Linked DNA regions of Homo sapiens: all the other regions are linked to region 2. Evidence: chromatin contacts called from ENCODE Hi-C or POLR2A ChIA-PET data. All regions are on one chromosome and are shown on one strand. The core of a region is the stretch at or near the end of the contact, and the rest is flanking DNA. Distances in the headings are between cores, read along the strand shown. Region 1 holds the start of STAG3L5P-PVRIG2P-PILRB (STAG3L5P-PVRIG2P-PILRB readthrough). Region 2 holds the start of SRRT (serrate, RNA effector molecule). Region 3 holds the start of TRIM4 (tripartite motif containing 4). Region 4 holds the start of LAMTOR4 (late endosomal/lysosomal adaptor, MAPK and MTOR activator 4). Region 5 holds the start of MBLAC1 (metallo-beta-lactamase domain containing 1). Region 6 holds the start of GPC2 (glypican 2).

The links. Hi-C counts contacts between places; a loop is a spot of excess contacts on that map. ChIA-PET counts read pairs that join two places held with the same protein, here RNA polymerase II (POLR2A). Pooled maps may share reads with other maps.
Region 1: a pooled map shows a loop between it and region 2 (6-fold over the local background). The contact joins the promoter of STAG3L5P-PVRIG2P-PILRB here to the promoter of SRRT in region 2. A Hi-C loop is called at or near these places in 2 of 50 pooled maps. POLR2A ChIA-PET finds 5 or more read pairs at or near these places in 3 of 52 experiments (PC-9, activated B cell and activated T-cell).
Region 3: a pooled map shows a loop between it and region 2 (8-fold over the local background). The contact joins the promoter of TRIM4 here to the promoter of SRRT in region 2. A Hi-C loop is called at or near these places in 2 of 37 single-sample maps with no recorded cell type and 6 of 50 pooled maps. POLR2A ChIA-PET finds 5 or more read pairs at or near these places in 2 of 52 experiments (CD4-positive, alpha-beta T cell and CD4-positive, alpha-beta memory T cell).
Region 4: a loop to region 2 is called in a pooled map, with 5 times the contacts of the local background. The contact joins the promoter of LAMTOR4 here to the promoter of SRRT in region 2. A Hi-C loop is called at or near these places in 4 of 50 pooled maps. POLR2A ChIA-PET finds 5 or more read pairs at or near these places in 2 of 52 experiments (CD4-positive, alpha-beta T cell and OCI-LY7).
Region 5: a pooled map shows a loop between it and region 2 (4-fold over the local background). The contact joins the promoter of MBLAC1 here to the promoter of SRRT in region 2. A Hi-C loop is called at or near these places in 5 of 50 pooled maps. POLR2A ChIA-PET finds 5 or more read pairs at or near these places in 5 of 52 experiments (MCF 10A, OCI-LY7, SK-N-SH and 2 more).
Region 6: a loop to region 2 is called in a pooled map, with 4 times the contacts of the local background. The contact joins the promoter of GPC2 here to the promoter of SRRT in region 2. A Hi-C loop is called at or near these places in 4 of 50 pooled maps. POLR2A ChIA-PET finds 5 or more read pairs at or near these places in 2 of 52 experiments (GM12878 and RWPE1).

Annotation. Positions count from the first base shown.
Region 1 is chr7:100,334,093-100,338,529 of GRCh38, reverse strand. STAG3L5P-PVRIG2P-PILRB (STAG3L5P-PVRIG2P-PILRB readthrough) reads right to left here and starts at 2,465. Exons shown (of 17, transcript NR_036570.1): 1 at 2,193-2,465; 2 at 266-351. It also overlaps the pseudogene PMS2P1 and the pseudogene STAG3L5P. RefSeq lists a silencer at 2,097-2,166 and enhancers at 2,657-2,796, 2,485-3,363.
Region 2 is chr7:100,872,865-100,877,368 of GRCh38, reverse strand. SRRT (serrate, RNA effector molecule) reads right to left here and starts at 2,266. Exons shown (of 20, transcript NM_015908.6): 1 at 2,041-2,266; 2 at 1,657-1,796. The coding sequence starts at 1,778. It overlaps TRIP6 (thyroid hormone receptor interactor 6), which reads right to left. Exons shown (of 9, transcript NM_003302.3): 9 at 3,915-4,197. The coding sequence ends at 4,066. RefSeq lists a silencer at 1,785-2,014 and enhancers at 2,155-2,214, 2,425-2,474, 2,051-2,716, 2,717-3,381.
Region 3 is chr7:99,916,759-99,920,886 of GRCh38, reverse strand. It overlaps TRIM4 (tripartite motif containing 4), which reads left to right and starts at 1,357. Exons shown (of 6, transcript NM_033091.3): 1 at 1,357-1,878. The coding sequence starts at 1,486. It overlaps LOC101927610 (a long non-coding RNA gene), which reads right to left and starts at 1,284. Exons shown (of 2, transcript XR_001745296.3): 1 at 1,060-1,284. RefSeq lists enhancers at 986-1,095, 1,336-1,415, 1,446-1,495 and a silencer at 1,626-1,785.
Region 4 is chr7:100,146,916-100,151,671 of GRCh38, reverse strand. It overlaps LAMTOR4 (late endosomal/lysosomal adaptor, MAPK and MTOR activator 4), which reads right to left and starts at 2,754. Exons shown (of 4, transcript NM_001008395.4): 1 at 2,697-2,754; 2 at 2,093-2,173. The coding sequence starts at 2,699. RefSeq lists silencers at 2,185-2,274, 2,285-2,374 and enhancers at 1,914-2,526, 2,675-2,784, 3,055-3,114, 3,139-3,751.
Region 5 is chr7:100,125,683-100,130,007 of GRCh38, reverse strand. MBLAC1 (metallo-beta-lactamase domain containing 1) reads right to left here and starts at 3,041. Exons shown (of 2, transcript NM_203397.3): 1 at 2,944-3,041; 2 at 1,513-2,640. The coding sequence starts at 2,612. The coding sequence ends at 1,812. It also overlaps a transcript of TAF6 not described here. RefSeq lists silencers at 2,132-2,611, 2,702-2,821 and enhancers at 3,022-3,091, 3,802-4,325.
Region 6 is chr7:100,174,852-100,179,409 of GRCh38, reverse strand. It overlaps GPC2 (glypican 2), which reads left to right and starts at 2,029. Exons shown (of 10, transcript NM_152742.3): 1 at 2,029-2,376; 2 at 3,045-3,203; 3 at 3,516-3,838. The coding sequence starts at 2,211. It overlaps STAG3 (STAG3 cohesin complex component), which reads right to left and starts at 1,492. Exons shown (of 34, transcript NM_001282717.2): 1 at 1,405-1,492. RefSeq lists silencers at 1,718-1,767, 1,948-2,067.

The sequences.
Region 1 (4,437 bases), core at 1,216-3,715, 540 kb after region 2:
TCTTCGAAATTTCTCTTCTTCCTATTTCCGTCCCTTAATACTTTGTAAATCTTGTCCTTTTTTGAACCATATCACCTGAACCTCTTAGGTTTTCTCTTTTTTTTGAGACTGAGTCTCGCTCTGTCGCCCAGGCTGGCGTGCAGTGGCGTGATCTCGGCTCACTGCCAGCTCTGCCCCCGGGGTTCGTGCCATTCTCCTGTCTCAGCCTCCCGAATAGCTGGGCTGCTTCCCTGACAAGATTCAAAAACAAAACTGGCTGACTCACCGGCATTGTTTTCAGTGGTCGTTTTGTTGCTTTCTTCTTCACACCGCGATTGAAGCTGTCCTCAAATCATTTTCTTGTCTTCTTGTCTATTTGTATGAATTACTGAGTTACATTCTCATTGCTACTTATTTAAGCAAAGTATTCTTAGTTTGTTAACAACAAAGAACTACAAATTGTGTTCATTTTCTGTCCTTTCCTGTTCTTAGACTAAATTACCTGAAATACATCAAAATATATGCTGTATGCTTACCTATATCAAAACTATGTTGTTTAGGTGCCGGGCACGGTGGCTCACACCTGTAATCCCAGCACTTTGGGAGTTCAAGGCGGGCGGATCGCCTGAGGTCAGGAGTTCAAGACCAGCCTGGTCAACATGGCAAAACCCCGTCTCTACTAAAAATACAAAAATTAGCCAGGTGCAGTGGACAGCGCCTGTAATCTCAGCTACTCATGAGGCTGAGGCCTGAGAATTCCTTGAACCCAGGAGGCCAAGGTGGCAGTGAGCCGAGATCATGCCACTGCACTCCAGCCTGGGTGACAGAGTGAAACTCCGTCTGAAAAAAACAAACAAACAAAAACAAACAAAAAACCAGACCATATTGTTTAGGGATACTTAGCTGACAAAATAATAGAGACAAGCAGGACATAATTACCATAAAAATCGGGCCCTGGGATGTTGGTGGGGAAGGTTTAAGTGGAAAGAATGGAGCGGTCACAATGTGTGTCAACCTGGGAGGTGGTGACCCTGGGGTTCGCTTTGTAATTCCTCAAAATGAGCATTTATGTGCTACTCACTTTTCAGAGGATAGAATTCTGAACTAAAATGTTTAAGCAGCCATACGCAAAAAAAAAGAAAAAATATGGATAGATTTTTATTTTAATTAAAACATTTAAAAAATAGAGACAAGGCAGCTGGGCGTGGTGGCTCACGCCTGTAATCCCAGCAATTTGGGAGGCCGAGGCAGGCGAATCACGAGGTCAGGAGATCGAGACCATCCTGGCTAACACGGTGAAACCATGTCTCTACTAAAAATACAAAAAAAAGTTAGCCAGGCATGGTGGCGGGCGCCTGTAGTCCCATCTACTGGGGAGGCTGAGGCAGGAGAATGGCGTGAACCCGGGAGGTGGAGCTTGCAGTGAGCCGAGATCAGGCCACTGCATTCCAGCCTGGGCGACAGAGCAAGACTCCAACTCAAAAAAAAAAAAAAACATAGAGACAAGGGTCTTGCTATGTTGCTCAGGGTGGTCTCAAACTCTCCGGGCTCAAGCAATCCTCCCGCTTCGGTCTCCCAAAGCGCTGAGATTCCAGGCGTGAACCACCGCGCTCGACCAGGAAAGATATATATATATATAATATATATTTTATAATATATCATGTTATATATTACACATAATATACAATATGTATAATACGCATAATAAAGGTATATTTAACATATATAAAAATATATATATATATAATAATTTTTTTTTTGAGACGGAGTTTCACTCTTGCTGCCCAGGCTCGAGTGCAATGGCTCGATCTCAGCTCACTGCAAGCTCCGCCTCCAGGGTTCAAACCATTCTCCTGCCTCAGCCTCCCGAGTAGCTGGGATTACAGGCGCCCGACACATGCCCGGCTAATTTTTGCATTTTTAGTAGAGACGAGGTTTCACCATGTTGGCCAGACTGGTCTCGAACTCTTGATCTCAGGTGATCCGCCCGCCTCGGCCTCCCAAAGTGCCGGGATTACAGGCGTGAGCCACGGCGCCCGGCCTGAATAAATCTTTTAAAACATAAAAATCTGGGTGACCCCCTGGCCGGCCGGCACAGATGCCGGGGTGGGGCCGCGAATCGGTTGGGACGCACTCTATCCGGCCTAGGGGCACCTGGGCCAGCAACGGGCCGCCGCGCGTGCGCAGTGGGCGGGGGGGCCCCGCGCTCCTACCTGCAAGTGGCCAGTGCCGAGTGCTGGGCCGCCGCTCCTGCCGTGCATGTTGGGGAGCCAGTACATGCAGGTGGGCTCCACACGGAGAGGGGCGCCGACCCCGTGATAGGGCTTTACCTGGTACATCGGGGTGGCGCGTGCCAGACACCAACGGTCGGAAACCGCCAGACACCAACGCTCGGAATCCACGCCAGGCCACGACGGAGGGCGACTACCTCCCTTCTGACCCTGCTGCTGGCGTTCGGAAAAAACGCAGTCCGGTGTGCTCTGATTGGTCCAGGCTCTTTGACGTCACGGACTCGACCTTTGACAGAGCCACTAGGCGAAAAGGAGAGACGGGAAGTATTTTTTCCGCCCCGCCCGGAAAGGGTGGAGCACAACGTCGAAAGCAGCCGTTGGGAGCCCAGGAGGCGGGGCGCCTGTGGGAGCCGTGGAGGGAACTTTCCCAGTCCCCGAGGCGGATCCGGTGTTGCATCCTTGGAGCGAGCTGAGAGCTCGAGGTGAGCTGGGCTCGCGGTCGCCCCTCTCGCGCGCCCTCTTTAAGAACCACGGCGTCCAACCTCCCTGGAAATGGGGGGAACATGGCCGAGGCGCGTGGCGAGGCCGCCTCGTGGAGGCCCCGGAGCGGCATCCTCAGCGCCCCAGCGATCCGGTGCCCATTAGGTGCGCCTTGAAGCCGAGGCAAGCTCCTTCGGGGTGCTGGGCTGCGGGCAAAGAATTCGGCCCTGTGAAGAGTTGGGTTCGGCCTGTCTCAGGCCCTGCCCACATCCCATCACAGGGCCGTGGACTTGAAGCCGGAACGTGAAATCCCTATAGACTGAATGCATTTCCTTCCTACCTGTTCTCTCTCCCCTTTTATTTTTATTTTTATATTATTTTATTTTTAATTTTTACTTTATTTTTTTGTAGAGACGGGGATTTAGCTATGTTGCCCAAGCTGGTCTGGAACTCCGGAGCTCAAGCAGTCCGCCCGCCTTGGCCCCCCAAAGCGCTGGAATTACAGGCGTAATGCACTGTGCCTGGCCTTTAAAAAAAAATTGAGGTTATTTTGGGGACAGTAGAGCGTCCAGACACATCCTAATTTGCATAGCTGCGCAGTTTTAAAAAATGCAATGCATTTTTACCTGTTAGGGTATGTGATTTCTGGCTAGTAAGCTACACCGAATCTTGGCTAGCACAGTTGAATTCCATGTCAGATTTGTAAACGCAAATTTGCTCTCTGCATTTAAATATATTAGATATATTTAGGTAACTACATTTAAATGTATTGAGACATTTAAATAAATTTGCCGTCTGTATCTAAATATCTGAAGTGGACCAGGTGCGGTGGCTCACACCTATAATCCCATCACTTTGGGAGGCCAAGGCAAGTGGATCATGAGGTCAGGAGTTCACGACCAGCCTGGCCAACATGGTGAAATCCCATTTCTACTAAAAATACAAAAATTAGCTGGGCGTGGTGGCAGGCGCCTGTAATCCTAGCTACTTGGGAGGCTGAGGCAGGAGAATCGCTGGAACCCAGGAGACAGAGGTTGCAGTGAGCTGAGATTGCACCACTGCAGTCTAGCCTGGGTGACACAGCAAGACTCCATCTCAAAAAAAAAAAAGAAAAAAAATCAGAACTGGACCTGTAGCCTGTAGTGTGTTGCCAAATAAACTTATTTTTAGAGATACTTCTTTCCATTTTCTGTGAGGTCATCTGCAGTTTCACATGGTAGACAGACTTTGGTGAGATTCTTAGCAACATAGAATGAAGAGTAAAGAGGTTTGTTTATTTCACAAGGGTTTATTTAAGGCCTACAATGTGTTAAATGCTGTAGGAAATACCCACTGATTTCTCTTTTCATGGAGGTTTCCTGCCTTCTCTTAACGAGTGATCAATTAAACTGTTTACTGGAACTTGCTAAGTTAGTGAACACACGGGATACATTCTTTGGATGAGCAGACATTGGTTGGGCAGAGGAGCAAGAGGAGAGCAGTTTAGACAGAGACCTGCTTATACACTGTAGTGTTTAAAAGAGCTTGTGATGTTCAGGAAACAGTTGTTCACTGTGCTGCAATATAGGGGACGGCCAGTTGCGGTGGCTCACACCTGTAATCCTAGTGCTTTGGAAGGCCAAGGCGGGCAGATCACCTGAGGTCAGGAGTTAGAAACCAGCCTGGCCAACATGGTGAAACCCCATCTCTATTAAAAACACAAAAATTAGCTGAGTGTAATGGTGGGTGCCTATAATCCCAGCAACTT
Region 2 (4,504 bases), core at 1,017-3,516:
GCTCACTACAACCTGTGCCTCCTGGGTTCAAGCAATTCTCCTGTCTCAGCCTCCCAAGTAGCTGGGACTACAGGCGCGCACCACCATGCCTGGCTAACTTTTGTATTTTTAGTAGAGACAGGGTTTCACAATGTTGGCCAGGATGGTCTCAATCTCTCGATCTCGTGATCTGCCCGTCTCGGCCTCCCAAAGTGCTGGGATTTCAGGTGTGAGCCACTGGGCCCGGCTGGCTTTTTTTTTTTAACTCTTTGCTGTCACTGCCTTGATGTTTGGTAAAGCATCAGCGGTTTTACCCATCATTGCTATGGCACCAACAGTGGAAATGGCAATAATATGTAAACATTACCACAAAAACTAATTTTAGCCTCGGAGACCCCCTATGGTCTGTGGACATCCTGAGAAACAGGACTCTAACCAAACTAGAATATGCTAAAATCACACGTTATGTCCACAACTCCAAGCTGTTCATGTCACTCGTGTCTGGGGAATTCCCACTCATCTTTCCAAGTCTAGCCAAGTGTCACTTTCCAGTGGGTCCCTGACACACAACCTCCAGCACCGCTCCCCTCCTTTAGAGATCTGTTCCCTCAATGCTTACCCTCTTTATAACTTCCACTATATATACTCATTTACAGAATACATCCACTGCCATTCTGATCCCCCATGCCAAGCTCACTGTAACACCCTAAGGTCAATAACCACATCTTATAATCAATCCAATCAGCACCGCCCTATGAACTCTGAGATTTTAGGCAAAACAGTGACAAGAAACCTAATCATATATTGTCAGGGAAATAATCTGACGACCTCTCCAGTCAGATCAACTCTATATTATTATTTTTCTGAAGCAATCCTCCTAAAATATAATTTACAACCTGGGCAACAGAGCAAGACGCTGTCTCTACAAAAAATAATTTTAGACCAAGCACTGGCTCATGCCTGTAATCCCAGCACTTTGGGAGGTCGAGCTGGGTGGATTACCTAAAGTCGAGAGTTCCAAACCAGCCTAGCCAACATGGTGAAACCCCGTCTCTACTAAAAATACAAAAATTAGACGGGCGTGGTGGCAGGTGCCTGTAATCCCAGCTACTCGGGAGGCTGAGGCAGGAGAATTACTTGAACCCCAGAGGCGAAGGTTGCAGTGAGCCAAGATTGCGCCATTGCACTCCAGCCTGGGCGACAGGGCAAGACTCTGTCTCGAAATAACAATAATAATTTTTAAAAGTTAGGCGGGCGTGATGGCCTCCCCCTGGAGTCCCAGCTTCTCAAGAGGCTGAGGCGGGAGGCTCGGTTGAGCCCGGGAGGTGGAGGCTGCTACGACTGCATCAATGCACTCCAGCCAGGGCAGCAGAACAAGACCCCATCTCAATAACAAAACAAAAAAAAGCAAAAAAGCACGCTTTTCGTGCATGTATAAACAGTGCTTCTTCATACTCAAACTCTTAGCTCTATAGCTCTGATCTGCAGAGAATTTCAAAAACCAAGCCACAGCTAGTTATTTGGCCAACAGCAAATAGGCTGAACCACAGAAAACGGTCCAATGAGCCATTTCATAGGATTCGCCCTCATAAAAATTACAAGGGGGAGAAAGAAAAGCGACGCGGGTGGAGTGAAACGGCATGAAACGGGGACAAGATGAAGTTAAAAACGGCTCACCTGTCATTCCAATCGTCCCCTCGACGTCTTTCATCTCTCTCGCGGGAACGGTCGTAGTCGCTGCGCTCTCTTCTGAACTTGTCCCTGCGCCTTCGATCGTACTCGTCATCACTGTCACCCATGGCACGGTCTGAGGGGGCCTGGGGACCGGGGAGAGGCGGTAGGAGTGGTGCAAAAGGACGAGCGGAGGAAGGGACCGTCCCTCGCGGGCAGCTCGCCCGCTTCCCTCCCGCCAAGGCCAGCCCTCCGCGGCCCCCACCATCCTAGGCCTGAGAACGCGGCTCCAACACCTCCACTCGCCCCGAGTTTCTCCGCGCCCGCCCCCGTGGACCCCGGTTCCTCTCCCGCCCCAGCGGGGCCCCCCAGGCTCCTCCCCTCCCCCACCTTGGTGCGGCCGCGGCCGTTGGACTCGCGCTCGGACGGGCTAGATTTCAGGGCGACCTGGGTCGCGGGCGCGCGACGAGGACTTCGAGGAGGGCGAGACGGAGACGGAGCTCTTGAGTAGAGGGCCGAAGAGAGGCGAACAAAAGTGGGACAACCGGGGATGGGCAGTAGCGCGCGCAGCCCGCGCTGCGCCTGCGTCACCCACGCCTCCGAGGCACAAAGCTCCACCCTCGCGGCCGGAACTGGAACTAACAAACCGAGCGCGAAGGGCGGGGAGAGCAGGGCGTGATGGGAAAGGGGCGGGGATCTCGCAAGTCTCGCGCGGCTTTTCGAGACGATAACGGCTCGAGCGTTAGGAACTACGGGACCTCGGCTGGGCCAAGCGCGGCCTCGGGAGGCGAACAAGCCCTCTGGGCGCGAAGGGAGAGCGGAAGTCGAGGATCGCGCGACCCCAGATGTGTCGGGGTCCTAAGACGGTTCTCATCCAGCCATGTTCCCCCCACGGGCCTCCTGACCTCACCGGGGGTGATTTCGTCCCCTCCTCGGGCAGGGCGTGGGCTTGGGAAGCGCGGGCGCTTAGGGGATGGAAGGTGGAAGCAACCATTTTAAAGCATCGTATCCCACCATTTTCTGCTCCAAATATCCAGCCAAAATTGGGTGCCACAGTGCGCACTAAATGCAAAGTCCGCCGTTCCTGCTTTTCCTCGACAAAGACGCCCCGTCTTTAAGTAAAATTGGCAGATCTCAGTCTTAACCCCGCTCAGTATTTGGATGAAATAGGCTGTAAGTTAACGCCCTAAACAGAGTATGGACCGCCCAGATTCAATGGATTACCACCCCCGGGAGTAACACCAAGGCCCCTCTCAGTGAATTGAGTGTGAGACTTAATAGGAAGACCAGCTGAGATGGCTCACGCCTGCAATCCCAGCGCTTTGGGAGGCCGACGTGGGAGAATCACTTGAGCCCAGGAGTTGGAGACCTGCCTGGGCAACATAGCAAGGCCCCTTTACAGAATATTTAGGGCCAGGCACATTGGCTCACACCTGTGATCCCAGCACTTGGGAAGGTCGAGGAGGGAGGACTTAAGCCCAAGAGTTCAGGACTAGCCTGGGCAACATAGCAAGATCCCATCTACACACAAAAAAATAATAACTGGGCTTGGTGGGATGCCCCTGTGGTCCTAGCTACTGGGGAGGCTAAGCCAGGAGGACTGTTTGAGCCCAGGAGTTCAGGGCTGCAGTGAGCCTTGATTGCACCACTGCACTCTAGCCTGGGGAACAGAGTGAGGCCCTGTCTCAAAATAGATACATAGAGGAAATCTTGCCTCCTCCCTGAGGCGTGCTTGCTCCCAGCACTGAGAGGAGGGTAGTGACGGATTACAAGAGTTGTCAAAAAAAACTGGACCTGAGTCAAAAAGACCCAGGTTCCACCATTTAAGAACCATGCAATCTGGGGGAGTCACCTCTCAGCTCTGACATCCTCACATGTAAAAATGCAGACAGTGGCCAAGGGCGGTGGCTCACGCCTGTAATCCCAGCACTTTGGTTGGGTGAAGCGGGCAGATCACTTGAGGTCAGGAGTTCAAGACCACCCTGACCAAGGTGGTGAAACCCCGTCTCTACTAAAAATACAAAATTAGCCAGACGTGGTGGCGGGCGCCTGTAATCCCAGCTACTCAAGAGGCTGAGGCAAGAGAATCACTTGAACCTGGGAGGCAGAGGTTGCAGTGAGCCGAGATGGCACCACTGCATTCCAGCCTGGGTGACAGAGCCAGACTCCGTCTCAAAAAAAAAAGAAAAAAAATGCAGGCAGTAACAATGACTGGGCCTGTAATGGGCTACTGGGAGAATCAGATGAGACAACAGACTTGGAAGTGTTTTGTAAACTCGAGGGATTATTATTTCTTGATTGGAGAAAGAGAAGACAGCATTTGGTGACAAAGTCATACAGGTGGATGTCAGGGAGAGTGATCAATCAAAGGATGGGAACTGGAACTGAGAACCCAGCAGGTACTTCTAGGAAGACTCAGCAGTCAGTGGTGACGGTGGCTGAGAGCTCCTGGATGCGCCAGGCGCTGCAGGCCTTGCACAAGATGTGCCCATCCAGCGGGTAGCAGCCCTGACACTCGCCCTCAGAGGAGAGCAGCAGCCCACACTCCTGTTGAAAAAGAAGCAACAATTGGCCGGGCGCGATGGCTCACGCCTGTAATCCCAGCACTTTGAGAAGCCGAGGCAGGAGGATCACAAGGTCAGGAGTTCAAGACCAGCCTGGCCAATATGGTGAAACCCTGTCTCTACTAAAAATACAAAAATTAGCCAGGCATGGTGGCCAGCACCTGTAATCCCAGCTACTCAGGAGGCTGAGGCAGGAGAATCACTTGAACCCGGGAGGTGGAGGTTGCAGTGAGCCAAGATTGTGCCACTGCACTCCAGCCTGGGCAACAGAGCAAGACTCCGTCTCAAAA
Region 3 (4,128 bases), core at 108-2,607, 960 kb after region 2:
ACATCAGTAACTGTTAAGAGCATTCCTTCCTGCTTGGTCCCTATTAAAGAACCAGATCCCTTCTCCATAGAGTATTCCAATTTGCAAAGAAAATCCATTCATTAGTTGTCCAATTTAAATGTTTTAGAAATATTCAGTGGAACTTTCATCAATAACCCCCAAACAGATACCTCAAGAACCCCTTTTTCTAATCATTTAATCATACTACTTACTGAGAAAAATTATTATAGGAAAGGCAGTATTTGATATTGGGACATAAAAAGAATGAAAAATCTGTTAAATAAGCAAAAGCCCATTAGCCTGAGGCTGTCTTGGTACTTGAGTTCCCATATAACAAAATACAACCTGACTTAGTATGTAAACGAACTGAAGCCTAACTTACTTTATTTTTTATAACAGCTGGGTTTCAGCCAATCACGGCCGAGCTTCAGCAAATAACAGACAGCCAACTGATCAGACCATGCCCCAATAAGGCAAATGCCTCATCATATCATTGTCAAATAAGGCAGACACCTAGATGTTAGCTAATGAGGTGATTTCTCTACTTTGCTTCCTATAAAAGCTAGCAGGTCATACTGCTGGACAGAGCTCTCTGAACCTCTTTTGGTTCTGAGTGCTGCCCAATTCATGAACTGTTCTTTGTGCAAATAGCTTCTATTAAATTTGTCAGTCCAGAGTTTTTTTTGTTTTAAACAAATATTCACAAGAAAAGGAAGAAAGTGGGAAGAATAAAAAGCAAAGCACCTCAGAAACACAAGATCGAAAATCCACTTAAGGGATATAGATAATTCCCTGAAACAGGTGAGCATATTATTTGTTGAAAGCCTCCATGGATGTTCTTTGGGATAGCAAAATGGTTGCTACTTTTCAAATTGGATACCAAAAAGGCAATGTATCTGCATCTCAGAATCCAAATCATCCCCACGTTAGCCAAACTCCAGGCCTACCAACACAGATCCTTCAAGTCTTCCTGGCCTTCCAGGCCCCTAGGCTGCAGCTCGCCCAGAACTCCTGGGACTCTAAAACTTAAATCGGTCTAACCAGCAGGCGAACACAGACCTGAACCCTCAAACTTGGAAAGAAAGATCATAGGCACCTCCCCGGTTGGCTCCCCCAGGGACCACAACGTCCGGCTCTAACGCCTTGCCCAAGTCCTCTGTAGCTTTCCACAGGCATTTCTGGGTCTCTATAGCTGTTTGGAGGAGCCACTCACCGGTCCCGTCCTGCCCCGCGCCTAGGCCTGAACCAACCCCCTCGCGGTTCCGGCGCGGATACCCAGCAGCTTCCGGTCTTGCGCGCTCAGGCCGGGCAACGTCCGTGCGTTCTTTTTGGGTCCTGAACCCCGGAAGAGAAACTGCGTTGTACCCTTTTACGTGAGGCGGTGACGGCGGTTCGGAAGTCGTCTGGCCTCCCCGCGGCCGCTCGCAGCTTGCTGGCCTCTCCCGCGCCTCACGTCGGACTCCGTCTCCGCGGCAGGGAAGCAGCATGGAAGCTGAGGACATCCAGGAGGAGTTGACCTGCCCCATCTGCCTGGACTATTTCCAGGACCCGGTGTCCATCGAGTGCGGCCACAACTTCTGCCGCGGCTGCCTGCACCGCAACTGGGCGCCGGGCGGCGGCCCGTTCCCCTGCCCCGAATGTCGGCACCCATCGGCGCCCGCCGCGCTGCGACCCAACTGGGCCCTGGCCAGGCTGACTGAGAAGACGCAGCGCCGGCGCCTGGGCCCCGTGCCCCCGGGCCTGTGCGGCCGCCACTGGGAGCCGCTGCGGCTCTTCTGCGAGGACGACCAGCGGCCAGTGTGCCTGGTGTGCAGGGAGTCCCAGGAGCACCAGACTCACGCCATGGCACCCATCGACGAGGCCTTCGAGAGCTACCGGGTGAGCTGGCCGTCGCGGTGACTATGACGGGGCTGTCAGTGTTGCCCGATAAAGTTTACTTAATGCTCCTAAAAGAGCCACGAAGTGGCTGTCATTCCTACTGGAAGCATGAAAAGCCCCTGAAACTCAAAGAAGTTAAGCAAAACACGAATTTCAGAGCTAGGGTTAAAACTGGAATGAGAGGAGGGGAGGTGCAAACCTCAGCAATCATTGTGCAGAATTTTCAATAAACTGGCCCTTGGGGAGCTCATAATAAAGAAAAACATACTGAGAGGGTGTGTGCCGCTGCTGTCCAATAGAAACCACATATGTAATTTAAAATCTTTCTGGTAAGATAAGGAAACGAGGTGACGTTAATTGTAATAATATATTTTATTTAATCTGATTACCCCAAATATTCAAAGCTGAGATGAAAATTATCAATGAGATTTTTTTTTTTTTTCTGAGATGGAGTCTCACTTTATTGCCCAGGCTGGAGCACAGTGGCGTGATCTTGGCTCACTGCAACCTCCTCCTCCGGGGTTCAAGCAGTTCTCCTGCCTCAGCCTCCCGAGTAGCTGGGATTACAGGCACACGCCACCACACCCGGTTAATTTTTGTTTTTTAGTATAGAGGGGTTTCACCATCTTGGCCAGGCTGGTCTCGAACTGCTGACCTCAAGTGATCTGCCCCGCTTGGCCTCCCATAGTGCTGGGATTAAGGTGTGAGTCACCACGCCCGGCCTCAATGAGATATTTTATACTCCTTTTTCATAATAGGTCTGAAATTGGTGTGTATTTTACATTTACAACACATAGCAGTTTGGAATATCCACGTTTCAGGTGCTTGTATGGCTAAATGGATACTGTATTGGACAGTGCCTGTCTGTATCTGTAAATGTCATAGACAGCTGATGATTTGGGAAAAGCCTAGCTTGTAATGATGAGGCTGGGTTTTGTTACTAGCTTCCTTCATCAGTTGGGAAAATCCTGTAACATTTGAATTTGGGGATTATCTGTCCTATCTCATGGGTTAAGAAGCTCCGGTTGAATAAATCACTTTACCTTACTCTGCTTCAGCCATACTGGCTTTCTTGCTTTTGTTTCAAGTCTGTTCTCTTTCTCTACCCACATCTATCCTTTAGATCCTTTTAGCTTTTAGCTTGAAGACCTTCCCTGATCATCCTTTCCAGAGTAGCCCCACCCCCTCCCATTACTGATGGTGTAACTCCAGTGGTCTCCAGCAGAATTGATATGCAGTAAGTACATGAACACATGAATTTATTTATTTATTTTATTATTATTGTTTTTGAGATGGAGTTTCGCTCTTGTTGCCCAGGCTGGAATGCAGTGGTGAGATCTCAACTCACTGCAACCTCCACCTCCCGGGTTCAAGTGATTCTCCTGCCTCAGCTTACCGAGTAGCTGGGATTACAGGCACCTGCCAGCATGCCCAGCTAATTTTGTATTTTTAGTGAAGACAGGGTTTCACTATGTTGGTCAGGCTGGTCTCGAACTCCTGACCTCAGGTGATCCACCCACCTTGGCCTCCCAAAGTGCTGGGATTACAGGCGTGAGCAAGCTTTCCTGGCCAAACACATGAATTTAATGACACAGTGAAAATGTTTGGAAACTGTAAAATACTGTACAGTTGTACCAGCTGACTATGAACAGGAAACAGACACAAAGCTGGACTAGAAAGTGTATGTTCATTCCTTCACTCAGTAACGTTTATTGATGCTTACTATTTGCCAAACATTGTTTTAGAATCTGGACATAAGTGGATGAGAAAGACATGGGCTTTGTCTTGTAAGGAACTTAAGCGTGTACAACATTAATTTCAGTGTGTGTGAGAGTAGCTGAAGTATTTACCAAGTGTACAGAAGGTCTGAGGTCGGAGTGATCACTGAGGAGTGAGGAAAGGCTCCGTTGAGGAGTTAAATGTGTTAGCTCTTCAAGGGTGAGTAGAGGTAGGAAAGAAGGTATTTCAGGCCAAAGGAACAGCATATTCCAAATGTGGTGGAGTGGGATAGCATGTGGTGTGTGAGAGGACTGGAGGTTGCTCAGTACTTCTGGAGCATGGAGCATGGGAAGGAGGATGGTGGGCCATGAGCTTGAAGAAAAAGGCAGGGCCTTATCATGAAGGATCTTGTTTGCCATAGTAAAAAGATTGAACTTTCTCTTTCAGGCAGTGGGGAGTTATAAAAGGGTTTTAAGGCAGGGAATGATATGATCGTTTTTTTTGTTTTAGACAGGTAACTTTGACATCCAC
Region 4 (4,756 bases), core at 1,505-4,004, 730 kb after region 2:
TCACACCTGTAATCCCAGCACTTTGGGAGGCCGAGGTAGGCGGATCACGAGGTCAGGAGATCCAGACCATCCTGGCTAACATGGTGAAACCCCATCTCTACTAAAAATACAAAAAAGTAGCCGGGCATGGTGGCGGGCGCCTGTAGTCCCAGCTACTAGGGAGGCTGAGGCAGGAGAATGGCGTGAACCCGGGAGGCGGAGCTTGCAGTGAGGGGAGACTGCACCACTGCACTCCAGCCTGGGTGACAGAGTGAGACTCCGTCTCAAAAAAAACAAAAACAAAAACAAAAAAACAGGCCGGGTGCAGTGGCTTATGCCTGTAATCCCAGCACTTTGGGTGGGAGGCTGAGGCGGGCAAATCATGAGGTCAGGAGTTCGAGACCAGCCCGGCCAACATGGTGAAACCCTCTCTCTACTAAAAATACAAAAATTAGCTGGGCATGGTGGTGCACACCTGTAATCCTAGCTAATCAGGAGGCTGAGGCAGGAAAATCACTTGAACCCGGAAGACGGAGGTTGCAGTGAGCTGAGATCATGCCACTGCACTCCAGCCTGGGCCACAGAGCGAGACTCTGTCTCAAAAAACAAAAACAAAAAAAAACAAAAACAAAACTCTTCTCTCCTTGCTCCTCCTTCTTACCACCACTTGCCCAGTCTCATCTCTTTTTTTTTTTGTTTTTTTTGAGACGGAGTCTTGCTCTGTCGCCCAGGCTGGAGTACAGTGGTGTGATCTCGGCTAACTGCAACCTCCACCTTCCAGGTTCACGCCATTCTACTGCCTCAGCTTCCCGAGTAGCTGGGACTACAAGTGCCCGCCACCAGGCCTGGCTAATTTTGTTTTTGTATTTTTAGTACAGACGGGGTTTCACCGTGTTGGCCAGGATGGTCTCGATCTCCTGACCTCGTGATCCGCCCGCCTTGGCCTCCCAAAGTGCTAGAATTACAGGCATGAACCACCACGCCCAGCCCAGTCTCATCTCTTAATGACGCCTCCTTCTGCCCATCTTCACATCACTAACAACAATATTGCTCAACCACCTCACTGGGTCTTGTTTCTGTTTTAAAAAACCTTTCAAACTGTATTACCTTCAAGAATAAGTTCAAGTGTGTTAACCTGGCCTTGAAGATCCTTCACAATTACATCCTCCCTGACCATATCCTCCTCTCTTCCCTCAAACCTTCCCAAATCTTTTCAGCATAAACTTACCATCAGTTCAGATAGGTTAGTGCCACACACCTGCAAATAAGTCCTCCCCCACTGTAAATACTCTCCTTTAAGGTGGGCTGAATTCCTACCTCCCGGAAAGTTAGTTACCTTGTCATAACATGTTGAATTTTTAATATCCTGGATTCCCTCAATAGTCTTTACCACCTGTATTGTTTTCAACCCTTAACCTTAAGCTTTGTCTCTACCTAAGTCAAAAACATCTGGAGACTTAACACTATACAGTACTATGGAACAAAATACAAATGCCTCTTTAAGAAATACCAAATAAAGGCCAGACGTGGTGGCTCACGCCTGTAATCTAGAGACCTAACACCATACAGTACTATGGAACAAAATACAAATGCCTTTTTAAGAAATACCAAATAAAGGCCAGGCATGTTGGCTCACGCCTGTAATCCCAGCACTTTGGGAGGCTGAGGCAGGTGGATCACCTGAGGTCAGGAGTTTGAGACCAGCCTGGCTAACACGGTGAAACCCCGTTTCTACTAAAAATACAAAAAATTAGCAGAGCATGGTGGCACGTGCCTATAATCCCAGCTACTCGGGAGGCTGAGGCAGGAGAATCGCTTGAACCCCGGAGGCGGAGGTTGCAGTGAGCCGAGGTCGCACCACTGCACTCCAGCTTGGGCAACAAGAACGAAACTCAGTCTCAAAAACTATAAATAAATAAATCGCAGCCGTTAGGAGACTAAGATTCCACAGACTGATTACTGAAAGTAATTGCAAAAACTGCAAATACTTTTGTACCAACCTAATAGATGCCAGGCAGGAAACCAGATAAAAGCCGAGAAAAGAAGGGCCAATATTAGAAGGGGTTACCGGGCTGTGTGCACTAAGGGACCCCCTCCCTTTCCCAGAACGCACCGCCAGCACTGCACCTTCACTCAGTACCAGGTAGCCGAGCTGGTCTGGGATTCGCTCCAGCCCCTGGGTCAGCGCAGAAGTCTAGTGGGTAAAGATGCAAGTCGTGAGAAGCATGCTAGAGGGATGGACGGCCCGATACCCTTCACCTGCAAACCCAAGTCTCTGGGTTGACGATGGCCCCAGGTTTTCTCATTCCCCAGCCAGGTCCCTTCCCGGCCCCCTCCCCCCTACATGGTCCTCAATACTGATCTTCCCGAGCCTCCATCTGCCCCCACTCTCGCCCCCGGGCTCCCCTGGCCTTCCACATCCCACCTTTGCTACCCCAAGGGGCCTTTGCTGCCCCACTGGCCCCTGCCCCCAGACCCTCTCTTCACCTCCCTTCGTCTCCGCCCGACCTGCAGACTACCCGCAGCCCCAGAACACCCTCCCACAGACCCCTCCCCAGCATTCTCGTCGCCATCCCTCCCATTTCCATCCCCTCTTCCTCCCCGAGCGGATAGGAGGTGAGGGTGGAGCGCAGGCCCACCAGGGGGAAACCACACAGACTGGGGAGCAGAGACGCTGAACCCCCGGCGGGTCCTCTCGCGCATGCGTCCTCACTCACCATCGCAGTCTTCGGTGCTGGGGGAGCTCCCTACCAGATAGGTAGCTTCCGGCTTCAGGCCCCGGTCACGTGCTTGCAGCCGCTGCGCTCCTCCTTCTGCTTGCGCCACTGGCCTTTAGCCCCGCCTCTAGCATGAGGATTGGACAGTGGCCACGTCGTCAGACCCAACCAGCCAGTGCGAAGCGCTGTTTCCCGGAGGCGCACGTTGATTGGTGATATCCCCTCTTTAACACCCATCTCCCCGCCCCTCAGTGCCTGAGCGAGAGGAAGACGCGGGAGCGTCCGAGGAGGGGAGGATCTGGGAGGGGCGGGAGTAGGCCGGGGTTGACCGTTTGGTCCTGGGCGCACTGTCTGGAGCCAGAGTTCCGCCTGAGCCAGGATGCCCGCTGGTGTGACCCCCCCAAATGAATCCCTTCCCAGGTTTAAGACTGGACCCAAAAACTAGAGAATAAAAGGAAATAACGTGCAATGCATGTGAAAAACTATTCAAGGCTGGGCGCCGTGGCTCACGCCTGTAATCTCAGCGCTTTGCGAGGCCGAGGACGGATCATTTCAGGGCAAGAGTTCGAGACGAGCCTGAGCAACATAGCGAGACCCTCCCCAGTCCCCCCGCTCCAACCACCTCTACAAAAAAATAAGAAAATAAGCCGGGCATGGTGCCTCACGCCAGTAATTCCAGCTACTAGGGAGGCTGATGGAGGAGAATCTCTTGAGCTCAGCAGTTGCAGAGTGCAGTGAGCTATTATGGTGCCACTGCACTCCAGCCTGGGTGCCCTTCCTCTAAAAAAAAAAGAAAAGAAAAGGAAAAAAAAGGTACTCAAATGCTACTTTTTTTTTTTTTTGAGTCGGAGTCTCACTCGGTCGCCCAGGTTGCAGTGCAATGGCGCGATCTCTGGCTCAATACAACTTCCGCCTCCCGTGTTCAAGCAATTCTCCTGCCTCAGCCTCGCGAGTAGCTGGGATTACAGGCGCCCACCACCACGCCCGGCTATTTTTGTGTTTTTAGTAGAGATAGGGTTTCACCATATTGGCCAGGCTGGTCTCAAACTCCTGACCTCGTGATCCGCCCGCCTCGGCCTCCCAAAGTGCTGGGATTACAGGCTTGAGCCACCGCGTCCGGCCCTCAAATGCTACTTTTGTGCCTACTCAAGACAGCTCTTTGTTGAAGACAAGAATTTGTTCCCGAAGTGGTTTTTTTGTCCCCAGATTCAGTCCGGGACAATGTGGTGGTAAATAGAATCCCCAGCTAGCCAATGCAGCTGCAATACTGAATATTCATTCCCTACAGGAAAAAATTAGAAACAGTACCTTGGAATGATACACACACACACACACACACACACACACACACACATCACACAATATATGTAAACATTAGAAATTTTTGTTTTAAATAATTTCTAAACCTGTTGCCATATTAATGTGGTGGAGGCTGTGTTAGTGAAATAATATGAAGAATGATTCTAGAAGCCTGGGCAACATAGCAAGACCCCATCTCTAAAAATTTAAAAATTAACCAGGCATGATACTGCACATGTAGTCCCAGCTACCCGGGAGGCTGAGGTGGGAGAATCGCTTGAGCCCAGGAGGTTGAGGCTGCAGTGAGCCATGATCATGCTACTGCACTCAAGACTGGGTAAAAGAGCAAGATTGTCTCAAAAAGCAACAAAAAAATCTGAATATAATAACAATTGTTAAAGTCTGGGTGTCTTTTAAGACTTGTTAGAAACAGCAATTTCAAGGCTGGGCGTGGTAGCTCACACCTGTAATCCCAGCACTTTGGGAGACCAAGGCGGGTGGATCACCTGAAGTCAGGAGTTCGAGACCTGCCTGGCCAACATGGTGAAACCTCATCACTACTAAAAATACAAAACAAACAAACAAAAAAAAAAAAAACTAGGTGGGTGTGGTGGTGCATGCCTGTAATCCCAGCTACTGGGGAGGCTGAGGCAGGAGAATCCTTGAATCCAGGAGGCGAAGGTTGCAATGAGCTGAGATTGTGCCATTGCACTCCAACCTGGGCAACAAGAATGAAACTCCGTCTCAAAAGAAAAAAAAAA
Region 5 (4,325 bases), core at 1,792-4,291, 750 kb after region 2:
AGGTTGCAGTGAGCTGAGACTGTGCCACTGTATTCCAGCCTGGGCAACAAGAGTGAAACTCCGTCTCAGAAAAAAAAAAAAAATGTAGCTGGGCACGGTGGCAGGCACCTGTAATCCCAGCTACTCGGAAGGCTGAGGCAGAGAAGTGCTTGAACCCAGGAGGCGGAGGTTGCATTGACCGAGATCGAGCCACTGCACTCCTCCAACCTGGGCAACAGAGTGAGACTCTGTGGAAAGAAAGAAAGAGACAGAGAGAGAGAGAGAAAGGAAAGAAAGAAAGAAAGATAATAATAGTACTTAGCTCAGAGCTGCGATGAGGAACAAATAAGTTAATGGATGGGGCTGGGCACGGTGGCTCACGCCTGTAACCCCAGCAGTTTGGGAGGCTGAAGGCTGAAGTGGAAGGATCACTTAAGCCCAGGAGTTCCAGGTCACAGTGAGTTTTGATTGCACCACTACACTCCAGCCTGGGTTACAGAGCAAGACTCAGTCAATAATAATAATAATAATAATGTACAGAAAGTGCTTAGAGCAAGTAGAACTGGTCTGCTCTGTGAGCTCTTAGGATCTCACTTCAGGCATCTGTTGCTGTTTCACCCCGCCCTACTCTGTGCCAGAGGTTGTCCAAGGTGCTGGAGGTCCCAAGCATAGGAGAGCCAGGCAGGTGTGGCCCCATCCCATGCCCATGGGAGCAATCCGGCTGCTGAAAGAAAACAGATATTAAATCATCACACTTGGGGAAGGGCACAGTGGCTCATGCCTGTAATCCCAGCAAAAAAAAATGCAGAGGGCCTGAGAAGGTAGGATCTTTTTAGGTCAGGAGTTCAAGACCAGCCTGGGCAACACAGTGAGACCATTTCTGAAAAAAAATGAAAAAAAAAAATTAGCTGATAGCCAGGCATGGTGGTTCATACCTGTAACCTCAGCACTTTGGGAGGCTGAGATGGGCAGATCACTTGAGGCCAGGAGTTTGAGACCAGTGTGGCCAACATGGTAAGACCCTTTCTCTACTAAAAATATAAAAATTAGCTGGACATGGTAGTGTGAGCCTGTAATCCCAGCTGCTGGGAAGGCTGAGGCACAAGAACCAATTGAACCCAGGAGGCAGAGGTTGCAGTGCAGTCTGCAGTACAAGATTGTGCTATTGCATTGCAGCCTGTGGGGACAGAGTGAAACCGTGTTTCAAAAAAAAAAAAAAATTAGTGGGGCATAGTGGCACTTGCCTGTCATCCCAGCTACTTGGGAGGCTGAGGCAGGTGGATGGCTTAAGCTGGAGGCTGCAGTGAGCTATGACTGCACAACTGCACTCTAGCCTGTGTGACAAAAAAATATGAACAAATACATAAGTCAGGTGACTAAGGGGTCATCTTTATGCCCTGTACCTTCTCTCAGCAACCTCCATCCTATAAGAAAGGGGCAATTGGCCAAAGTATGCCTCTGCTGTAGTTGTAGATTACCATGTTTGCACGATTATCATTGTCAATGCTTCACATTTACACTAGGGCACTATGATTTTCAATGCAGTTTCCATTTTTATTTTGGAGGCCCCTCCCACGAACCTTCTCCCATTTTACTGAGGCCCAGGGAGAATGCACAGGGAGCTGAGCCCCTCCTTTGATCTTAGTTTGGTGGCAGAGACAGGCAGTGATACTGACGATGTGATGGCAGTGTCAGGTGCACTCTGTCTTCACTAGAAAACTGGCCTCCTGGAAGGGCTGGAAGCTCCCACCCTTGACTGCTCTGACTCTGTCTCCAGCAGCTCTTCGCTGTTAGGGCTTCCCTGACAAGAGTGCAGTCCCTCTCGAGGCTGATTAGTGCAGGGCGGGCTCCTCGTCTCCGACCACCGGCTCCTGCTGGCTGTTCCCTCCACCCTCCGTCTCGGGCTGCGAGGCTTCCCTTAACACTCGAAAGGGGGGCCCGTGACCAGGTACGACCACGTCGGCAACGACCAGGACCCTCTTCCGGCTCCGCTCCTGGGCTGCGGGGTCTTCACTCAGTGCCTGCCACGAATCCTCGTCCCCATCTCGCTCAAACACATCTCCCGCCACCACCACGGTGCCCAGAGCCGTGCCGGCCACCACCACGCTCACGTCGCGCTGGCCCCCGTGGCCCGGCGTGGCCCACACCTCGAGCCCCGGGCCCAGGCGCAGGGGCTGCCCCTCACCCAGCCCGTGGGGCAGGTAGCGGCCTCCGGGAAGGCAGAAGTCGTGCGAGACCAGCAGAGCCGCGCCTGGGAACAGCCCCAAGTTCCCGATGTGATCCGAGTGCCCGTGGGTCCCCACCACTAGCGTCACGTCTCCCGGGGCCACGCCCTGCCCCGCCAGCGCCCCCAGCAGCGCCTCCCGAGCCCAGGGGCCCCCGGTGTCCACCAGGATGGGGCCACGGGCCGCCTCCTCCAGGGCGGCCTCTGCGCCGCCACTCCCGCGCGGGGACTCTCGGTGGCTGGAGGCCGGGCCCCGGGTCTGGGGTAGGACCAGGGTCACGGAGCCGTCGGCGCGCACGGCATCGCCCACACCCTCTGGCTCCGCGTAGCCCTGCAGCAGAACCACCACAGAGTAGGGGTCGCCGGGCACCAGCAGAGGGGATGCCCCGCACAGCGGCTCGGTCCGCATGAGGCTGCTCCTGGCAGGGAGGGACGGGCTGGGGAGAAAGGAAATGGAGCAGTGGGCGACCGTCCTGTCCCTCCGCGATCCCCCACCCGCGCTCGGCCCCGCCACTGCCCCTAAGCCTCGGTTCTCTGCCACCCGCCTCCCATTAAGTTGGTATCACCCTCAACCCCTGCCCAAAATGGTATCGCCCAGACTCCCTTCACACTTGGGCCCGCCCCTCCCTCGGCGTCCTCGGCCCCCGCCCCATTCCGTTCGCGGTACGTACGTCCTTGCCCGTCACCCTCCAAAGGCTATCCTTTATGTTTCCCTCCATCGAATCCTAGCCGCGCTCTACCTTGGGCCTCTGCTAGGTCTTGCCTCACTCGAAGAAAGCGCAGAAATCGAAAACGCGGGTGAGAGTTTGTCCTCTGCGGTTCCCGTGTACCCAGATATGGCGGCCGAAGCGGCGCCGCGGAGGTAGCTGTAGTTCCGGCGCCTTCACCGTGTGCCCGAGGAGGCTGCCTGGCTGGGCTCCAGCCTCCTGGCGGTTCTCCGCTCCGCAACCCCAGCAACTTCTTTGCACTGCAGAATTTTGAAGCGCCATTAGCTTTGAGGAGGGTTCATGCTCAGTTGCCCAGGCAGGAGTGCAGTGGCGCGATCATACCTCACTGCAGCCTCAACCTCCTGGGCTCATGTGATCCTCCCGCCTCAGCGTCCCGAGTATCTGGGACCACAGATGCGCACCACCAAGCCCAGCTAAGGTTTCTATTTTTTCTTTCTCTTTTTTTTTGGAGACACGGTCTAGTTCTGTTGCCAGGACTGGTCTGGAACTCCTGGGCTCCAGCGATCCTCCAGTCTTGGTCTCCTGAAGTGCTAGGATTACAGGTGTGAGCCACCGCGCCTGGTCTTTTTTTCTTTTGAGACAGTCTCGCCCTGTCGCCCAGGCTAGAGTGCAGGGGCACCATCATAGCTCGCCCCAGTCTTGAACCCCTGGTTCTAGCGATCCTCCTGCTTCAGCCTCCTGGAGTGCTGGGAATACAGGCGTGCACGCCCCTCTAAATTTTTTTTGGTTTTTTTTGAGACGGAGTCTTGTTCTGTCGCCCAGGCTAGAGTGCAGTGGCGTGATCTCAGCTCACTGCAACCTCCGCCTCCTGGGTTCAAGCGATTCTCCTGTCTCAGCCTCCCGAGTAACTGGGATTACAGGCGCCCACCACCATGCGTGGCTTTTTTTTTTGAGACGGAGTCTCGCTCTATCACCCAGGCTGGAGTGCAGTGGCACGATCTTGGCTCACTGCCAGCTCCGCCTCCCGGGTTCCCGCCATTCTTCTGCCTCAGCCTCCCGAGTAGCTGGGACTGCAGGCGCCTGCCACCACACCCGGCTAATTTTTTGTATTTTTAGTAGAGACGGGCTTTCACCGTATTAGCCAGGATGGTCTCGATCTCCTAATCTTGTTATCCACCCGCCTTGGCCTCCCAAAGTGCTGGGATTACAGGCGTGAGTCACCGCGCCCAGCCGCCCGGCTAATTTTTGTATTTTTGGTAGAGACGAGGTTTCTCCATGTTGGCCAGGCTGCTCTCGAACTCCTACACTCAGGTGATCCGCCTGCCTCGGCCTCCCAAAGTGCTAGGATTACAGGTGTGAGTCACTGCGCCCAGCCTCCAGGCTGGTCTTGACCTTTTGGACTCAAGTGATCCTCCCATCTCCACCTCTGCAGTAACTGGGACTACAGGCGCTGC
Region 6 (4,558 bases), core at 780-3,279, 700 kb after region 2:
CTACAAAAAATAAGCAAAAACTAGCTAGGTGTTGTTGCGCACACCTGTGGTCCCAGCTACTCAGGAGGCTGAGACAGGAGGACTGCTTGAGCCCAGCAGTTTGAGACCAGCCTTGGCAACATGAGACACACCCAAAAAAAAAAAAACAAAACCCAAGCAAGGTACACACCAGGGCAGCTTCAGACACAGCCCTCTCTAGAGGCTTCAGAAGTGTAAACTGCCTGCTGCAAGGGAATTTAACTCATAATTAAAAAAAAAAAAAAAAAGGCAAGGTGCCCAGGGTGGCTCAAACCTGGAATCCCAGCACTTTGAGCAGCTGAAGCAGGAGGACTGCCTAACCCTACGAGTTCAAAATCAGTCTGGGCAATATAGCAAGATCCTGTCTCTACGAAAAAACCAAACCAAAACCAAAAAAACTAGCCAGGTGTGGTGGTGCACCTGTAGTCCCAGCTACTCGGCAGAATGAAGCGGGACGATCGCCTGAGCCCAGGAGGTCGAGGCTGCAGCGAGCTATGACTGCACCACTGCACTCCAGCCTGGGAAACAGAGCGAGACTCTGTCTCAAAAAAAAAAAAAAGTAATGACAAATAAATAAAATAAGGCAAAGAGTGGACCTAAAGCACCAAGGGATTACAGACACCAGAAACTGGGCAGTGGGTTTGGAATTGCTCTCCAAAAGCCGAGGCGTGGTGCACAGTGCTCCCGCCTATAATCCCAGTACTTTGGGAGGGCGAAGCGGGAGCATCGCTTGGGTCCAGGAATTCAAGATCAGCCTGGGCCACATAGCAACGCCCTGTCTCTAAAAAAAAAAAATTAAATGGAAAAAAAAAAAAAAGCCAAGCAAGGCAGACAGCAGGGCAGCTTCAGACGCACCCCTCTCTGGAGGCTTCGGAAGTATAAACCGCCCTCTGCAAGGGAACTTACAGGTTTTTTAAAATGAAATAAAAAAAATAAAGAAAGAAATAAGAAAAAAAATACAAGAAGACCCCAGGCTTTCGTTTCCAGAGGACTAGCACCTGATTCCACCTGGAATGGAACAGGAGGCTCTTAAGGATTTGGGGGTGGAGGCGCCATGAGAATAGGGCTGGAAACGCAAAAGGAGGAAAGGCAGGTGCGCGTTTCCTATTTTTCCAGAAGGTAAAAATATCTACGACTGCCCCTGGGGTAAGCGGCTCCAGGATAAAGAGCCTTCCAAGCGCTTAAGAGAATGGACTCTCAGTCTATGGAGGCCTGGGGAGAGGATTCTCCAGCTCTGTGGCGGAGGCCATTGGGGCACGGCCCGGGAAGGCTCCTAGTGTCAGGGCCGGGAGGGTCGCGAGAGGGCCTATTCTTGGGTCAAGGAGAAACCTGTCAGAGCCTGGAAGAGTGACTTCTGGCCGAGCAGGGTTCAGGGAAGGTCCCCACCTCAGGTCCCTCGGGTGTCTCTGGCCACCCCACCTTCCACACAGGCGCCCGCCGCTGCCCTTCCGGGGGCGAAAGATTCCAGAAAAGCGCGGGAACGTACAAGACACGCTGTGCGCAAGCGCAATCCCAACGGCTCGCCCAGGGCCAGTAGCTATCGCGAGGTTTGGAAGTGTGCGAGCTGATGCGCGCCACGTTTGAGTCACGCCGCTCCACAGCCTCGTGTGGCCTCAAGCTCTCAGGCGTCCTGCCCTCTCACGTGGGCTTGGGCACGCGGGCGGCCCGCTTTAGCCCCGCCCCCACCCAGGTCCCACCCCCGCTACCCTCAATCTCCTACTCCATTGGGCGGGTTTTGGACCAGACTGCTAGTAACCCCTTTAATCTGGCTTCTCAATTGCCATAGGCTAGGTTCCACCCAGGCCCCGCCTTTTGAGCCGGATCGCCACGCCCCCGAGGGAGACCACGCCCCTATTTCACCAACCTCCTGAGTGCCAGCCGGGTCCCGCCCCCCTGCCGAGCTTCCGCGCTACATTGGCTTAATTTCTTCCTTGCCCCCGCCCCTGAAGCCGGCTCCGAGCCATTATTGGCGGGGCCCCGCCTCGGGCCCCGCCCCCTGTCCGGCTCCCCGCTCCCATTGTCTCGGCAGATGCCGCCTGGTCCAGCTATCGTGCTCGGTATTCAGTTTTCCGGAGCAGCGCTCTTTCTCTGGCCCGCGGAGCGGTCCCGCGGCCGAGTACCGGATTCCCGAGTTTGGGAGGCTCTGCTTTCCTCCTTAGGACCCACTTTGCCGTCCTGGGGTGGCTGCAGTTATGTCCGCGCTGCGACCTCTCCTGCTTCTGCTGCTGCCTCTGTGTCCCGGTCCTGGTCCCGGACCCGGGAGCGAGGCAAAGGTCACCCGGAGTTGTGCAGAGACCCGGCAGGTGCTGGGGGCCCGGGGATATAGCTTAAACCTAATCCCTCCCGCCCTGATCTCAGGTGAGGAGAAAGAGGAAGACTAGAGAATTGGGGGTGGGGGGCGGGGGCGGGGCCTCCTCATCTCACAATAACTCTCTTCCTTTTCAGAGTGACCGTTATACTAATCTTTTCATCCCACAGTAATGTCTGTTCTCCTCCTGTAACTTCCTTACCGGGATCACAATAACCCTCCTATGCAAAGAATAGCGCTCTTACTCCATCCCCACCCCAGGAATCCCCTCCTCCTAATTAACACCCCCTATGTGTTTCTTTCTTCACAGCCATGTTCTCCTCGCTGTTTCTATTAGCCCCTTCTATGAGAATACTTTATTGCTCACCAAGTAACCCCACCCTTCCAAGCCCCATTCTTCATCCCCTAGAAGCTGTTCTCCAAGTCCCTCGAGGTCTGGGGTGTGGACATTGGGGAGGGTCACCTGAGGACACTCTGACCACTGACTTGGCCCTCAGGGCAGCTGTTAAATAGATGATCCCGTGGCTAATGGGAGTGAACTTGGGATGGGTCAGGAGACAATAAGGTAGGGGATAGGTTCAGGTAGGGAAGAGGGTGCAGACAATAGAAAAGAGACCAGGCAGGTAGAAGAGAAGGCATAGTCCCCAGAGATAGGCGGGAAATGGAAGGGATTTTAGGATATCACTTCCCACCATTCCTTCACGTCTCCTCTGTCCAGGTGAGCACCTCCGGGTCTGTCCCCAGGAGTACACCTGCTGTTCCAGTGAGACAGAGCAGAGGCTGATCAGGGAGACTGAGGCCACCTTCCGAGGCCTGGTGGAGGACAGCGGCTCCTTTCTGGTTCACACACTGGCTGCCAGGCACAGAAAATTTGATGGTGAGGACCTGGGGTCCCCAAACTCAGCTTCACAGCTCCTCTCGGTGCTTAGGACCCCAGCAAGGCTCCTGTCCCCACTCCTTACTCCATCTGTGAAGACTCCATCCCCTCCCAGCCCGCCCACCCCCCAGACTCTGTCTCCAGGGCCCTGCCCTCCCCCATTCCCTGTCTGCCCCATCTCTGAGAGTTACTCAGTTTCTGATTCACTTGTCTTTTCTCTTCTCTCCCATCTCCTCCTGCCTCTGCCTGTTCACTTTTCTCCCCATTCTTTGGCCTGACCTGCCTTCCACCTGTTCCCTGCATTTGCTGCAGAGTTTTTTCTGGAGATGCTCTCAGTAGCCCAGCACTCTCTGACCCAGCTCTTCTCCCACTCCTACGGCCGCCTGTATGCCCAGCACGCCCTCATATTCAATGGCCTGTTCTCTCGGCTGCGAGACTTCTATGGGGAATCTGGTGAGGGGTTGGATGACACCCTGGCGGATTTCTGGGCACAGCTCCTGGAGAGAGTGTTCCCGCTGCTGCACCCACAGTACAGCTTCCCCCCTGACTACCTGCTCTGCCTCTCACGCTTGGCCTCATCTACCGATGGCTCTCTGCAGCCCTTTGGGGACTCACCCCGCCGCCTCCGCCTGCAGGTGAGGGATCCTGAGGCCTGAGCTTCAACCACTTCTGACCTAGTGACCCCTGAACTGTGCACCACTCACCTCCAAACTGGCGTGCTCCAGTCACCTCTGACCTGGTGATCCCCCATCCTGCATTGAAGCCATTTCTGACCTGGTGATCCCTATCCTGAGCTTTACTCACCACTGCCCGACCCAGTGCCCCTTGGTCTTCTTGAAGCAGATGCCCCCACCCCTGCCACCTCCCATTCTGAGCCCTAGTTTCACACAAACACTCACCTGCCCTTAGCCTCCAGCCACCTTTGTGCCAACCCCTTCCTAATCGTAACACCTTGACTTCCTCTGGTTCAACTAAACAGGAATTGTGCATTCAATACGCAAAAGGCATTTTCTTTTATAGTATCACATTTAGTTGTCATCATAACCCTGTGAGGTAGACAGTCATGCCCTTATTTTACAGATGAGAAAACTGAGGCTCCCAGAGATTAAGCTTTTCAGCCAGTAAGTGGCAGAGCCGTGGCTCACACCCAGGTCTTCTGGCTTCAAGTTCAGTGTTAGTTCCGATACACAATTTCTCTCTCTCTAAGCCCTGTACAACATAATCCCTCCATCTCTTCCCAAGCCTTCCTTTGTTTTTCTTTAAGACTATAATTCCTGTGGGGGCTCTTGAACCTGCCTCTCTGTACCACCCAACACTCGACCCACTCTGAGAGAACCCCACACACCCAACCCTCA